Regions from separate parts of the Homo sapiens genome. Here region 2 is linked to region 1. Evidence: chromatin loops called from intact Hi-C (ENCODE). Cell type or tissue: Caco-2. All regions are shown on one strand. Each heading gives the region's core, and the rest is flanking DNA. Links, peaks and the distances in the headings are about the cores only. Region 1 overlaps CCNJL (cyclin J like). Region 2 overlaps C1QTNF2 (C1q and TNF related 2).

Region 1 (7,662 bases), core at 3,371-5,870:
GTTCTCATTCTCAGATAAAATGAGGAAGAGATTTTTTAATAGGAGAGCGGCCATTCTTGTGGAAGAATAGCTTTGCTTGTTTTTAAAGGCATTGCATTTCTTTTTTCTTTTTTTTTTTTTTTTTTCCCCTGGAGACGGAGTCTCGCTCTGTCGCCCAGGCTAGAGTGCAGTGCCCCGATCTTGGCTCATGGCAACCTCTGCCTCTGGGGTTCAAGCAATTCTGCCTCAGCCTCCTGAGTAGCTGGGATTTCAGGCATGCACCACCACACCCAGCTGATTTTTGTATTTTAGTAGAGACAGGGTTTCACCATGTTGGCCAGGCTGGGGCATTGCATTTCCTTTTTTTTTTGAGATGGAGTCTCACTCTGTTGCCCAGGATGGAGTGCAGTGGCGTGGTCTTGGCTCACTGCAACCTTCGCTGCCCAGGTTCAAGCGATTCTGCCTTAGCCTCCTGAGTAGCTGGGACTACAGGCGCACACTACCACACCTGGGTAATTTTTAAATTTTTTTAGTAGAGACAGGGTTTCACTATATTGGACAGGCTGGTCTTGAACTTCTGACCTCGTGATCCGCCTGCTTCGGTCTCCCAAAGTGCTGGGATTACAGGCGTGAGCCACCACACCTGGCCGGCATTGCATTTCTTTAGGGAAGAAAAGTAGCCAGCTGTGGCTTTAAAACCTGTTTCTCTTTAGCCAGGAAACTTTGGCCTAATCTCTGAGCCTGGGTTAAGCACCTGAAAGGGCAGCAGGTAGCCCTGAATGGGTCCATCAGTAGGCATCTTCCCACGCATGAAGGACTTTTGGGGGCATTCGTGGGGCACAGTGCAGAACACGGTCTGTCTAGTTGGGGGTGGGCCGCGCTCAAGCCTGGGCAACAGGAATGAGAGAATGCTGAATTTCTACAGAACCTTGTTCTGTGCTGGTTACCTTTTTGTTTTAAGTTTTCGGGCTTTTTTAAAGGCAGTGTAAATGCTGATGACTGTTGGCACTGGGTAATAACATTCAAGGGAGTTCATTATAGTAACATTTCTCTCTCTCTTTTCGTATATTTAAAATTTTCTAAAATGAAACGGCTTTTTAAGCAATTAAAAATAACTGCTTCTCTTGGCGCTAATTCAGAAGAGTCAGGAATCCTGTTTGGTCTGCCTTGAGGCTTGATTGCCAGGACAGTAGGTAGAAGATAAGCCAGTCTTCAGAGTGTTCACCTTCATAGAGAAAGAAAGTAGAATGTGCTTGCCAAGGACTCGGGAGAGGGGGGACCTAGGAATTATTGTTTAATGGGGACAGAGTTTCAGCAGGATGAAAAGAGTTCTGGAGAGGGATGGTGGTGATGGCTGCCCGTCATTGTGAGTGTCCATATAATGTCACTGAACTGTACAGTGAAAAATGGTAAACTTTATATTATGTGTTGTCATAAGTTTTTTCTAATTAAAAAAAAAAAAGCCAGTCTGTAAGCTGGATCCACAGCATCTTGCCACCACGGCCTCATCTGTGGTTAAGCATGTAGGCCACATGGATGGATGCATGGTCATCCTCACCTGCCACGAATTGCCCAGGAGCTCTGTGTGCCAGCCTCAGGAAATGGTGTTAGGGATCAGCCAGCCACATGCAGAAAGGAGGGCACATAAGAGGCATCACTTACAGGCACCACCGTCACCACCAACACTGGGGGTACACGTGCGTCTGCCTAGCCTCCGAGAGCCAGAGAAGTGCTTCACTAGGTTTAGAATGCTTTTTAATCTTATAAGTATGTTGATAGTGACTAGGCACAGTGGCTAATGCCTGTAATCCCAACACTTGGGGAGGCCGGGGCGGGCAGATCACTTGAGCCCAGGATTTCGACCAGCCTGGGCTCTACTAAAATTACAAAAATTAGCCAGGTGTGGTGGCGTGTGCCTATATACCTAGGTACTCAGGAGGCTGAGGTGGGAGGGCCACCTGAACCCAGGAAGTTGAAGATATGGTGAGCCGAGATTGAGCTACTTGCACTCCAGCTTGTGCGACAGGAGTGAGACCCTATCTCAAAAAAAAAAAAAAAAAAGAGGTTGATAGGGCTCCTGCTGTTCCAATTTAGGACAATGTGAACATCAAAAAGAAAAATGTAGATGGAATGATATGATTTTTAAAACTTCCTTTTCAACCCCCAGTATAATAATTTATTCAGAAAAGGATCATCCATGGATGCAAAGCCATTGAGCTAAAGGTTGTTGAGAAACAGGATATTCACAAAGTGTGCCCTCCCAGATTATTTATTAATTTCCCAGGGAAGCTGGTACCTTGAACTGGAGCAGTCTCGTGTCACCACCTTAATCAAGTGATCTAACATAAGCCAGGACAAAGTGACGTTTCCTAGGACTCCTGCTATGGTCCAGTGGGTGAGAAGGACAGAACAGCTTCTGTCATTTGCTTGCCTGTACTGTTTGACCTGCATCTAATTGTGAGGAAACAATCAGGCAGATCCAGAATGTGGAGCATTTTACAAGACAACTGGCCTAGATTCTCCCAGAGTCAGTGTCATGAAAAGCAAACGAAACAAGGGGACTTCAGCGGTAATAGACTCCATGTGTGAACCTAGTTTGGATTCTGGATCCAAAAACACAAAACAAAGGTTATAAAAGGCATTTTTAGGACCCCTGGAGAAAGTCAGATGTGGACTGAATATTAGAAAATGTGATTGCATTAATGTTCATGTCTTAGAAATGCTAATAACATTACAATTTGTAGGAAAATGACCTCAGGAACGGATGCTGAAGTGTTCGGGGTGGCATGTCACGTCTGCAACTTGACTAGAAATGGTCTAACAAAACCAGTATTTACAGACAGAATACACCTAGACAGAGCACACATGGATCAGGGTCAGCAAGGGCAGAATCTGGTGAAGGGTCCTATGTGTTCATTGTTGTCTTTCATCTTTTCTCTGATTTGAAAATTTTCGAAATCAAAAGTGCATCAGAGAAGTCAGAGATTCCATGGCTATTGTCTGGCTTGGAAGGACTCAGAATTCTGTTCCCAGCCTCTCCCAGGGGACTCGCCTGAAGTCTTCTAGGCATCTGTTGCCTGTGCAGTTTGTCGATAAGGAGGAAGCAGCTGAGTAACGGTGCTTGGTGGTGGCAGCGCTGGGGACAAGGGGCCAGCCCCACTCACAGTCCCAGGAGGAAGGGAGGAAATGTCTGCCAGGCACGTGCAGCATCAGGAAACTCATAAAATCTTTTCTGGCTGCTTTTTAACTGCTGGCCAGGCCAAGCCCAGGTTAACTCTGAAGTCTGCTTCTGGGTGTAGAAGCTGAGTTCTCCCATCAGCTTTTTCTCTGAGCCTCTGAGGATTGTAAAGAACCTACCTAGAAGGTTCCTGCCACGAGCAAGTGCATGACCAGCTCGAAGCACAGCCCATTCTGTGTGCCGGGGGCTTGTGAAGCACTTTCCATTCTGCAGCACCATTTTATCTTCATGTGGGACAAGGTCCTACAACATAAGCAAATAAGCAGCCTGTCGAGTTTAGTGCTCGTAGGTCCAGGGCAAACTCCTGAGGATTCAGACCCAGCACTGCCTGGCTGTGGCCTGCCGTGTGCGTTCCCAGGAAGCAGAGGGAGCAGGTGAAATCAGATTCCGCAGTAATCCCTGGTGCCTTCCATTGGAGGATAATCCTCTTGGGCCTGGTAGCAGAGCTCTGAAAGGTTTGAAAAGCGAGGAGGGGAGGAGGAAACTAATCTGATTGAGCACATCTGCCAGTTCTAAGAGATTGCTGGCTGCCAGCAGTGCTGTGCAAGGGTCTTAGTGCCACCCCAGTACAGTGCACCTTCACCTCGCCACCTCCTGCTCTGGGGAGGGAAAGAGCTCGTTTCTGCTGAGTGCATGCAACCAAGGCTGGCTCAGCACAAGATTCAGGGGAGCCGGGGCAACTTTGGAAAAAATAAATAAATAAAATTCTTCCTTTTAAAAACTGCACAAAGAATACATGATCATTGGAGAAAAAACTGGGGAATACAAGATCATCAGAGAAAAATTCAAATGGCCTAAAATATCTGTTTCCTGAGAGGACTATTCATTCATTTAACAAATATTTATTGGGTACCTACTATGTGCCAGGCATGTGCTGGGAACTGGTGGCACAGCAGCGAATGGGTTGGACTCAGTTCCTATTCTTACAAGGCTTAGAGTCAGATGCCAGCCATTCATATTAATACTTGATGTTAAGCAAGTAATCTAAGTGTAGGAAGTCCGTTTAATATCTGGAGGTCTCTAAACTGAGCTCTGGAGGACACCGATAAGGGGGGTGAGGGGAAGAGCATTCCCAGCCCGGGGAGGGGTTGGAGTCCCACGTGGCTGGATCCTGTGCTTGAAGAGGGAGTGTTGGGGGGAGTATGGGGGGAGCTGCCAAAGCCAATAGAGCCAGTCGGCCAGAGCCTCAACCCTGGGATTTCCAGCCATGCAGGAGGCTCTTCCTCTCTGGGCAGCTTTGACCTCGCGTTGGCCTGCCTGAGTTGTTCTTGTGTGCAAGACAAGAAAGTGTGTACTTCGGACACAGCACCATTGCAGGCTGAGTGACTGGGCTCCGGAAAGGGATGGAATGTGTGCTTGCTGTAAACTGCATGGTGCGGGGCTGGTAGTGCCTCTGCCCTTCACTGTCTTGTACATTTCCAATCACTAGACTCCTCTGCATCAAAGACCAGAGCTCTGTGTCAGGTCGTCGTTACCCACCGAGTGGGCTGCTGCAAGGCTTGCCGAGAAGGGAGCAACCCTGGCTTGCTGAGACGTGGTTGATTCATTCTGCAGTGACGTCTTTTGAGCCGTCCTCAGGAATGTGTTGTATCTACTGTGGAGCAGCCTGTGGTGGTTACTTCCTTATCTCCCCTAAGCAGCATGAGAGATGGGAACTGGGTCAGAGGCACTTGCAGCTGGGAGCAGGTGCGTGCATGTGTTGTTTGCCCTTCCCTTCGTGAGCACTGATGTGTGCTTTGAGGTCAGCTGGGCCGCCCCAATGCCTCTTTTGGCATTTACTTAGTGGCAGCTCCACACCCCATGAGGCTGGCCTTGGGGTCATGGGTGAACAGACCGAGGCCAGGCCCTTGAAGGCCTCACCACCTGATGTGGGAGTCGTACAGTACAGGGGGCTGGTGTGGAGGGCGTCTTCTGAGAGGCAGGGACTCCAGGTGAAGGACAGGTCAGGGTTGGCTGAGTGAGGAGGGGATGGGGAAGGGTGCTCCAGGCCCAGGGGGCTGTGTCAATGAAGGCTTATAGGCAAGAACTGCCAAGGACAGGGTCCACGGCCACCTGTGGGGTGGTTTTCCCAGAGTGAGGAACATTGAGGCTGGAGAGGCCCACAGTCTGCAGAGCCTCACGCAGTGGAAGCTGTCATGCCCCCCCACCAGCCCCTGAGTCTTGACCCTCAGGGCACAAGGACCTCCCATTGTTCCCTGAGAGCATCCACAACTGATGACTGCCGGGGTTGCTATGTAAATGCCTCTGCTCTTTAACCCGTGGGTAGGATAACCTGAGGCCTGTCTTAGGCTGTTTCTCAGAATTCCTCAGTAGGATTAAGCTCGGGTTGTCCACAGTGGTGACTCGCTTGTGTCCTTTTGGGCTTTCTTCCCTTTCCTGTTCTCGTCCCCCACCTACCGATCTTTCCTGGGCTTACCTTCCAAGACCTGGAAACCAGAGGGAACCCACACTAAGACCCCGTTTACACAGTTTGAACTCAATAGCCAGGATAGCGGGAAGCCATTGAAGAGCTTTTCTACACGTGGAGGGACAGGGCCAGGTTTGCGTGGCCATGCTGACTCTAGCCAGGAGGTTGGATTGGTTAGGGCCAGATGGAGAGTAGGGAGGGCACCTTATTCCCCAGCCCCTGGCTGCTGCTGCTGACCGCTATCGGCTGCTTTGTGTTCCAGAGGCTTGTCTGAGCATTTGGTTTGCATTTTCCCATTGACTCTAACAAAAGCCTTATGAAGTATAGGTTCCATCTTACAGATGAGGAAACTGAGTCACAGAGAGGTTGAGACACCTAGCCATGATCCCCCAGTGGGAAGTGATGGCTTGTGGATTCAAGCCTAGGTTTGACAGATCTGGAATGTGTGCTCCTATTCCTCCGCAGTCTGGCCTGTCTGCTTTCTGTCTTCTTTGCCAGCAATGTCCAGGCACTGTAAGGTGGGCCGTTAGCTTCCTGGGTTCAGGTAAATGTCTTCCAGTAACCCCTGCTTCCCCTGCTCCCCGACAGGTAAGTTCGAGGATCGGGAAGACCACGTCCCCAAGTTGGAGCAAATAAACAGCACGAGGATCCTGAGCAGCCAGAACTTCACCCTCACCAAGAAGGAGCTGCTGAGCACAGAGCTGCTGCTCCTGGAGGCCTTCAGCTGGAACCTCTGCCTGCCCACGCCTGCCCACTTCCTGGACTACTACCTCTTGGCCTCCGTCAGCCAGAAGGACCACCACTGCCACACCTGGCCCACCACCTGCCCCCGCAAGACCAAAGAGTGCCTCAAGGAGTATGCCCATTACTTCCTAGAGGTCACCCTGCAAGGTGACAGCTGGGACCCGATGGCAGGACCTCCCACCCCTTCCCCACCACCCAGGGGTCGGGGTCAGGCGGCTCTAAAAGGCATGTCCATCCAGATCAGGCCTTCTCACTGGGGCCTGTGCACCCAGATCACTCTTAACTTTGCAGGCAGTAAGCAAAGAAAGGGCAAGGATTCGCCCAGTAACATGTAAAAGAGAAATAGCAACTTATATGCAGGCAGCCAGAAACCTAGAAACTTACAGATCAACTGGTAATTTTTCTTACAGTAACCTGAAACATTGCAAATGAATTAAATAGCACAGATTTGCAGATCGGTTATTCTCAAATAGCGGCCATCATACAGATAGTATGGGGAGAGGGAATTATGTTTACATCTGTTTTAGCAATAAAAGTTACCCTGTTACTTGAAACTTACTTGAAACTTGAAACTCAGTCTTCCCAGTGTTTTAAAATCTAGATGTTAACTGGGTCAAAAATACTGCTGATAGGGGCGGGCGCGGTAGCTCACACCTGTAATGGGAGGCCAAGGCGGACAGATCACGAGGTCAGGAGATCGGGACCATCCTGGCCAACATGGGGAAACCCTGTCTCTACTAAAATACAAAATATTAACCGGGTGTGGTGGTGCATGCCTGTAGTCCCAGCTATTTGGGAGGCTGAGGCAGGGGAATTGCTTGAACTCAGGTGGCGGAGATTGCAGTGAGCGGAGATTGCGCCACTGCACTCCAGCCTGGCAACAGAGCGAGACTCTGTCTTTTTTTTGTTTGTTTTTTACAATAGATATTTATTTAAAGTAAAACAGCTGCAGACCAAATAATTCTTAAGATTGTTTCAGGTTTAACCATCTTCGTAACAGCTGCATCCACAGACTTCAACTACATGATTACCTCTTTGCCCATTCTGCTCTTTCTTTTCTTTCCCGAATAACCTCTTTCAGATACGGTTCAAGGTAGAAATTTTCCTCTTCATATTTGGTCCACTGCTCTTTAGGCAAGATCTGATGCTTCATGGACAGGTCCAGTGCCCTCTTCATGTGAAACATCCTGTCATTATAAAGGTTCTCAGGAAGCCTTCTTATGGCTTCTTTCACATCTTCATTCTCATATATTGTATCATCTTTCATTAACCCCAGTTTATTGAATCCTGTGGC
Region 2 (7,662 bases), core at 2,292-4,791, 84 kb before region 1:
AGCAGAACGGGCTCTTCTATGACCCTTACTGGACAGACAGCCTCTTTACGGGCTTCCTAATCTATGCCGACCAGGATGACCCCAACGAGGTATAGACATGCCACGGCGGTCCTCCAGGCAGGGAACAAGCTTCTGGACTTGGGCTTACAGAGCAAGACCCCACAACTGTAGGCTGGGGGTGGGGGGTCGAGTGAGCGGTTCTAGCCTCAGGCTCACCTCCTCTGCCTCTTTTTTTCCCCTTCATTAAATCCAAACCTTTTTATTCATCCAACCATCTATTTATTCACTTCTTTTTAAAGTATCTACTGTGTAACAGGCACTATGCTATTCTCTGAAAGATGCAGCAGTGGACAAGACAGAGTATCTGTCCTCATGCAGCTTACATTCTAGCAGGAGATACAATTTACAAATATACAAGCAAATAATATAATATTATGCCAGGATAGAAATGAACATGCCATGGTTGACAGTAATAGGAATAACAGGAGACAGGGAAGAGGTGGAAATTTGTTTCTTTTTTTAAGTTTGCGTTTTTAGGTTTACTTACATACAGTGACTCTCCAGATTTTAAGTTGACAACTCAGTGAATAATTTTTGCTTATGTGCACACTCTGAAACCTCCATGTAGATCAAAGAACAAGCTATTTCCAACTTCTCACCTCCCTTCCCCAAAAGCTCTCTTAAGACCCCTCTAAGTCAGTACCTGGAAAATTTCCATTTTTGAGCTGAGTTCCAAAGAAGGAAATAGAGCAACACAAAGGCCTCGAAAAGAGGTCTCCAGCAAAAGGCTCTGCAAGTGCAAAGACCTTGACAGGAAAGAGGGAGGGGCCAAGGTAAGAACTGAGAAGGGAGGCATGAGGCGTGAGGCTGGAAGATAATACAGAATGTCCCAGGCCATGGCAGAGCTCGTTCCATTCACGAAGGCTTATCAGAATACAAAGTGACACTGATAGGCGGATCATCTTGAATCTGCTCATTGCATGAGTCAAGTCGGCCACAGACTTGAGCGCTTTATTATTAGTTAATCTTTTGCAGGCCCGCTTCTCAATGAATGAGATACACCAGGATATGCACGTGCATCTGAGAACCGCTGCTCTGAGATGGCAGGAATGGATCCCACGCAAATGAATCGCACCCCAAGCACAGGTGTTGCCAGTATGCAGGGATCTGGGGGCTTAAGAAGCTGCAGTAAAAGTGCCAGGTGCTGGCGGGATGTGGTAGCTCATGCCTATAATCCCAGGACTTTGGGAAGCTGAGGTGGACGGATCATTTGAGGTCAGGAGTTCAAGACCAGCCTGACCAACATGGCAAAACATCGTCTAAAAAAATACAAAAATTAGACAGGCGTGGTGTTGGGTGCCTGTAATCCCAGCTACTGGGGAGGCTGAGGCGGGAGAATCGCTTGAACCCAGGAGGTGGAGGTTGCAGTTAGCTGAGATCCTGCCACTGCACTCCAGCCTGGGCAACAGAGTGAGACTATCTCAAAAAAAAACAAAAAAAAAAAAAAAACAAAAACAAAAACGCAGGTACTGAGAGACCCATGAAACGATTTGCTGGAGATAATTTTCAGTTGGAGCTGCAGCTCCCTAGCAGCTTTCTCTGGCTGCCCGCCTAGTGAGATCCTCAGGGACAAGGATAGCTGCACGGGATAGTTCCAGAAGGAGTGGCCATCTCCATAAATAAAATCGGGTTTATTTAAAATAACTCCATTGTCTCTGGGCCATAAATGGTTTGGGATTGGGGTGGGTCTGAAACATTCAGGAAAGGCTTTCTGGCCCAATCAGATTGACGTGTGGGTTGGGGTCCCCTGCAGCACCCCTGTGGGAAGGGGTCAGCTTTGGTCAGTGAACAGTTCTTTTTACCTTTTCTTTTTCTTACAAAAATAAATTTTAGGAGAGCCTTTCGCTTCTTCCTCTTCCTTCCCTCAGGGATATAGGCATTTGAAGGCATTTGACTTAACCCTTTGTAGCCCAGGTAATAAATCCAAACTCAGCAAGATGGGCTGGACCCCAGAGCTCTGTGGTTGCCACTTTTTGGCCCATATTGAACCGATGTCCCCTTGGCATCTACCAGGGACTCCTCAGGGAGAGTGTGGGAATGATGGGGGAAGACTCGTCACTCTTTTGTAGAGCGTGGGGCAGATGATAGCAGAGACCTTCCAGGGCCCAGGGCTGGGGTCTTGTCTTCCTTGGATGTGGTCTAGCGTTGCTCCAGATGGTGGGTTTGTGGCAGGTGGGGCAGAAGCAGATGATGCAGTTGAGGCGGGTCTCTGGTAGAGAGTGATGTCAAAGATGAGCACTCCTTTTATCCCCTGACTCTTCTGAGGATGGCTGCCTCCTTGGTGAGCCACTTGGAGGTCTCAGGCTGATCATGCGGGATGGTGGCCCAGATGAGGAAGGGGATCCAAGGCGGTGGCCTTCCCAGATGCACTGGGCCCCAGCCCTTCTTCCTAGCTTCGGCTGATTACTGTGGGCTTCAGCAACCAGGGCCTACCTGTAGGTCTCCACATTTGTAAGCACCACAGAACCCAGTGCATCTTTGTGCACTCAAATCGCCCTTGATCCAGGGGTATTTTCTCATTCAGAACACACTTTGAAAGGCGGCCATTCCCCTTCTGGAGAAAGCCTGGAGAATCTACAGTGCCCTTAATTACAGTGCAAAGAGCACTAGACACACAAGGCCCTCACAGGCCAGCGCAACCCTGGGTGGAGCCTCAGGGTTCAGCTGACAAATGATGAGGGTCTTACTCCCTATGTCTAGGGGGGCTTCGTGGGCTGACTTCTGCATCAGGACTATGATGAGGGTGGGGGAGCGAAATTGAGGCACTCACGTCATGCACAAAATGTAAGAGGGTGACAAAAACCACAGTAATCAATAGAAATATATATATTTTTGAGACAGAGTCTTGTTCTGTCACCGAGGCTGGAGTGCAGTGGCACGATCACAGCTCACTGCAGCCTCGACCTCCTGGGCTCAAGTGATCCTCCCACCTCAGCCTCCTGAGAAGCTGGAACTATAGACCTGTGCCACCACACACGGCTAATTTTTAAATTATTTGTAGAGACGGAGGTCTTGCTATGTTGCCCAGGCTGGTCTCAAACTCCTGGCCTCAAATGATCCTCCCACCTCAGCCTCCGCAAAGTGCTGGGATTACAGGTATGAGCTAGCGCACCTGGCAGAAATAATTTTTTTTAAGATGGAATCTTGCTCTGTCGCCCAGGCTAGAGTGCAGTGGCGCAATCTCAATTTACTGCAACCCGTGCCTCCCTGGTTCAAACGATTCTTGTGCCTCAGCCTCCCGAGTAGCTGAGATTACAGGCGCCCTACCAACACGGCTGGCTAGTTTATTTTTTTATTTTTTTATTTTTAGTAGAGACGGGGGTTTCACCATGTTGGCCAGGCTGGTCTCGAACTCCTGACCTCAAATGATCCACCCGCCTCAGCCTTCCAAAGTTTTGGGATTATAGGAGTGAGCCACCACCCCCGGCCAGAAATATTTTAATACAATATTTTAATAAATCAAAAATAACCCAAAAACTCTATGATAAACAAAATATCAGAATGTTAAGTAAAGATGAGATCTGACAGGGCCGGGATCAGGGCGAGGTAAGGGAGGGCGAGTCATGGAAGAGCAGCTGGATCCTGGTGTCCATCCGCAGCTCGGGAGCCCTTGGCAGCCAGGCCTCGCAGGTGAAAAGGCTTTTTTTCCCTCCTGCCTGTCATCTTCACTCAGGCCACTAGGGGGAGAACGTCGACTACACAAACCTCCCGGCCTGCGGCATGGAGGCTGGGAGATACACCCTGGTCTCAGGCTATTTTCTAGATTGCCTGCCAGAAAGCAGGTTGTTGTTCAGTCCATTGAAGGTCTCTTTCAATTCAGCAGACGTGTCCTGAGCACTCACTGAGGCAAGGCTGAAGAATGCACCCGGGGTCCCCAAACCAGGTGAGGAGTCAGATCTATCTGGCACCACAACCTCATTCAGCAGCCGAACCTCCTGCGGGGACAGCTTCCATGCGCTTTCATAAAAGCTCCTCAGCCGATTCTAACCCACAGCCGGCTTTGCCAAGCTCTGGGCCGGGCTGAGGGGAAAACTAACACAGGAAAGACTCGAGTTCTGCCCTTCAAGGGAGGACATTTTGTGTGCCTCCCTTGTCCCGGTGTCATTTCCACAGCTGTCCTCAGGCCGGGGTGGCACTGAGAATGGAGCACAGTGTGGGTTTGAAGGTCACCTCGCAGGCCCAGCTCCTCAACCACAGCATCTGAGGGTGCTCCCGAAGACCTCTGTGGCTTCCCAACACTTTTCTCTCCCTGCTCCAGAGACGGAGACCCAAAAAGAATTTCTCCGAAAGAGGCCGGGCACGGTGTCTCACGCCTGTAATCCCAGCACTTTGGGAGGCCGAGGTGAGTGGATCATTTGAGGTCAGGAGTTCGAGACCAGCCTGGCCAACATGATGAAACCCTGTCTCTACTAAAAATACAAAAAAAAAAAAAAAAAATTAGCCGGGCATGGTGACGGGTGCCTGTAATCCCAGCTACTCGGGAGGCTGAGGCACTAAAATTGTTTGAACCCAGGAGGCGGAGGTTATGGTGAACCAAGATTGTGCCACTGCACTCCAGCCTAGGCAACAGAGTGAGACTCCGTTTCAAAAAAAAAAAAAAGAATTTCTCAGAAAGAGCCCAAAGATGGCTCTGGAAAATGGTGGGGTTTGTTTTTTTATTTTTTATTTTTTAAACATTCTCCATCTACTTTATACTTTTGCCTCAGATTGGCCCTGACTTAAAAACAATAATGAAGAGTTCAACCTCATCACAGGTGTTTATTTTTGCTGATGCCGTTGCAAACTTCCGACAGTCATTTATCTCCACCCCAAGTGGGTTTCAAGCTGATGCTGACAGCGGTCCGAAATGGCTTCCTCGTGTGAAATGTCCATATTCTATTTGGGGCTCTCTTATCCCATAAAACACACTTAATGTGTGAGCTTCAAGACATGGAGATCAAGGGCCTCAGAGGTGAAAGGCTAACGGGGCATTAATCCTCAACCTCCTCAGTTTCCTGTCACTTGGCAGAACTAGATGGGCAAATCACTTTTGAAAAGCTCCTCATTCCCTGATGTTGAGTCTGGTTCTAGGCATCCTACAACCTGAAACCGAGGAGGGTGTGGAGGGTCTAGAAGTGCCACCTGCCGTAGGAGTGTTGGCTGTTCAACCTTGAGGAGAGAAGACTGGGAGTCCTGGTGAGACTGTCAGGGAGTAGCACTGGTGGAGTAACAGCAGAGCTGAAGGGCAAGTGGGAGTTGGCAAGGGAAGCTGGATGGAGAGGGCTTTCCAGGGAGGGGCATGGCAGGCAAAGGCCCCGTGGTGGGGCAGGGCATGACACAGGAGAGGAATCAAAGAAGCCCCTCCCCAGGTCATGGGGGCAAAGTGTGCAAGGGGAGAAGATGAGGGGGCAGAGCCCAGACCTTGAAGGCTGATAGGTCAAACTAAAGATGGCTATCTTGACCATGAGAATAACAGGAAACCACAGAATGATTTTAAGGGGGCAAGTGACATAAGCAGACTTGGGTTTTGAGAAGACCACTCTTGCAGCTATAGGAGAAACATTTCAACTTACCCTATAGAAGAGCTTTCATTTTGTTTGTTGGTTGGTTTGTTTGTTTTGAGATAGAGTCTTGTTCTGTCGCCCAGGCTGGAGTGCAGTGGTGCCATCTTGGCTCACTGCAACCTCTGCCTCCAGGGTTCAAGCGATTCTTCTGCCTTAGCCTCCTGAGTAGCTGGAATTACAGGCACCCGCCACTACACCTGGTGAATTTTTGTATTTTTAGTAGAGATGGGGTTTCACCATGTTGGCCAGGCTGGTCTCGAACTCCTGACCTCAGGTAATCCACCCACCTGGGCCTCCCACAGTGCTGGGATTACAGGTATGATCCACGTCGCTCGGCCCAGAAGAGCTTTCTAATAGAATGCTAGACCTTGGGAAAGTAATAACAATAAAAACTAACATTTACTGAGTTCTTACTAGGAATGAAACACTGTGTGCTTTTCATGGATTAATACGTTTGGCCTTGAGAACAACATGTAAGGTAGGTGTATTACGATGATCCACTTTCCACAGATGAAGAAATAGAGGCTAGAAGAGGTTCAGAAAGTTGACTGAGGTTACCCAGTTGGAGAAGTTGCACAGCAGGAGCTCAAATCCAAGTCCTTCAGACCTCAGAGGTCATGGTCATAATGACTACAGCCCTCTGACATCCAGGCTGCCAGGGACCACAACTCTGGTTCTAACCGTGGTTGCACCTGGGTGGAGTGGTAAGACTTCTAATCCTGTCTCCCACCCACCAAGTGACTCTAATGCAATTAGTCTGGAGTACAGCCTGGACATTGGGAATTTTTGGAAACTCCCCAGCTGAGTCTGTGGTGCAGCCACATTGAGACTCATAGGCAGATAGCTCGTAAAACACTTGAGAGAGCTGTTGCAGGGAATAGCCATCTCTCTGGCTGGACTCAGTGATCTCTGAGTTCCCTTCTAGCTTGGATTTTTTTTTGACTTTATGATTCACCAGTTCTGCTGCCAGAAGGCTTTCTCCAAGGTGACTGAATTTCTGGAACTGACAGATGGAGCCTGAGGGACCTTGGTAATACTGTGTCAGCTCCCGTGGCCAGTCAGGGAGAGCAGAGTCTTCAGGGCTGTATCTCCGCACCCTGCCCACCATCTTCCCTCTGACGCAGACCAAGCCTGCAGACCAGTGAGAGGAGAAGAAATGAAGTCAGCTGACCCACAGTTGGCACTGCCAGGACTGGATGCTGCTGGCTGTTGGCCAGGATCTGATCCACTCCTTTGAGAGTGTCAGGAGCTGTGGAAGGTATGGGGTGGGGGGCGGGGTTCCTCCCAAGGCAAAGTTCCTGTGGAGGTCAGATGAGACTGAGCTTGAGAACTGAGTTATGAAAAAAACCTCAAGGAACATCCTTCACCTGCCCTCTATGGCTCCTTAGCTTCTTGAGGTTCTGCTGCTCAGAGCCTAGTGTGATAAATAACCTCTTTCTCTTTAGCCACCTGGTCTCCTGTCACTTGAAGGGGTGGCAAGCTCATTCCCCACTCCAGGCCTTTGTACTTGCTGGTTGACCAAACTGTGATGCATCCATACCATGATATACCACTCAGCAATAAAAAGAAACAAACTATTGATACACTGAAACAACCTAGATGAAAAATTATAAAAAGTAGTCATCCCTTTTGGCCCCAAATCCCAACTTGAAGAAGGGAAATGCTGAATACGTAAAAGACGAGTTATTGAAATAAATGCTGTCAAAGGACAAAATTTTGACAAATTTAAAGATCTTAATTGGCTTTTATTTGCAATTCTAGAATCAGGCAATACCTCATATTCCGTAAACCAGAATGAGTGTTCCTAGAATCGGAGCAGAGAATGTTGGTTTTATAGACCTAAAAGGGCTGAGGAAAGCAGAAACAGAAAGCAAAAAGCGGATGGGTTGCTTCAAAGTTACTTTCCTTGTGAAGGTTAAAGAAGAGAGGACTTCCTTATCATACCAGCTAAAACTAGCTTGTTTAGAAATTTGGCTATTGTCTCTCCTGATTTCTGGGAAGGTCAGATAAACAACTTAGTTTTGGCTGGGTGACACGGAACTTCAGCATGACTGATCCC

The links. A loop is a pair of places that touch in the nucleus more often than their neighbours do. Peaks named below come from ENCODE experiments on the same cell type or tissue, not always from the same donor. Only the 100,000 strongest peaks of a DNase experiment are listed, where the experiment ranks them.
Region 2: it touches region 1 in a loop (4-fold over the local background); 8 of 110 quality-filtered maps call a loop at or near these places.

What each region holds. Positions count from the first base shown.
Region 1 is chr5:160,258,322-160,265,983 of GRCh38, reverse strand. CCNJL (cyclin J like) reads left to right here. Exons shown (of 6, transcript NM_001308173.3): 4 at 6,213-6,515. It also overlaps the pseudogene LOC727947. Among named protein-coding and RNA genes, the nearest start is that of FABP6, 33 kb to the right of the region's middle. RefSeq lists an enhancer at 4,574-4,713. In Caco-2, for the core only: no CTCF peak of the experiment used is centred there; DNase peaks (open chromatin) are centred at 3,533, 4,903 and 5,403; H3K4me3 peaks cover 378 bases.
Region 2 is chr5:160,341,601-160,349,262 of GRCh38, reverse strand. It overlaps C1QTNF2 (C1q and TNF related 2), which reads left to right. Exons shown (of 3, transcript NM_031908.6): 3 at 1-1,509. The coding sequence ends at 95. Among named protein-coding and RNA genes, the nearest start is that of C1QTNF2, 25 kb to the left of the region's middle. In Caco-2, for the core only: a CTCF peak has its summit at 3,750 (motif pointing right); a DNase peak (open chromatin) is centred at 3,742.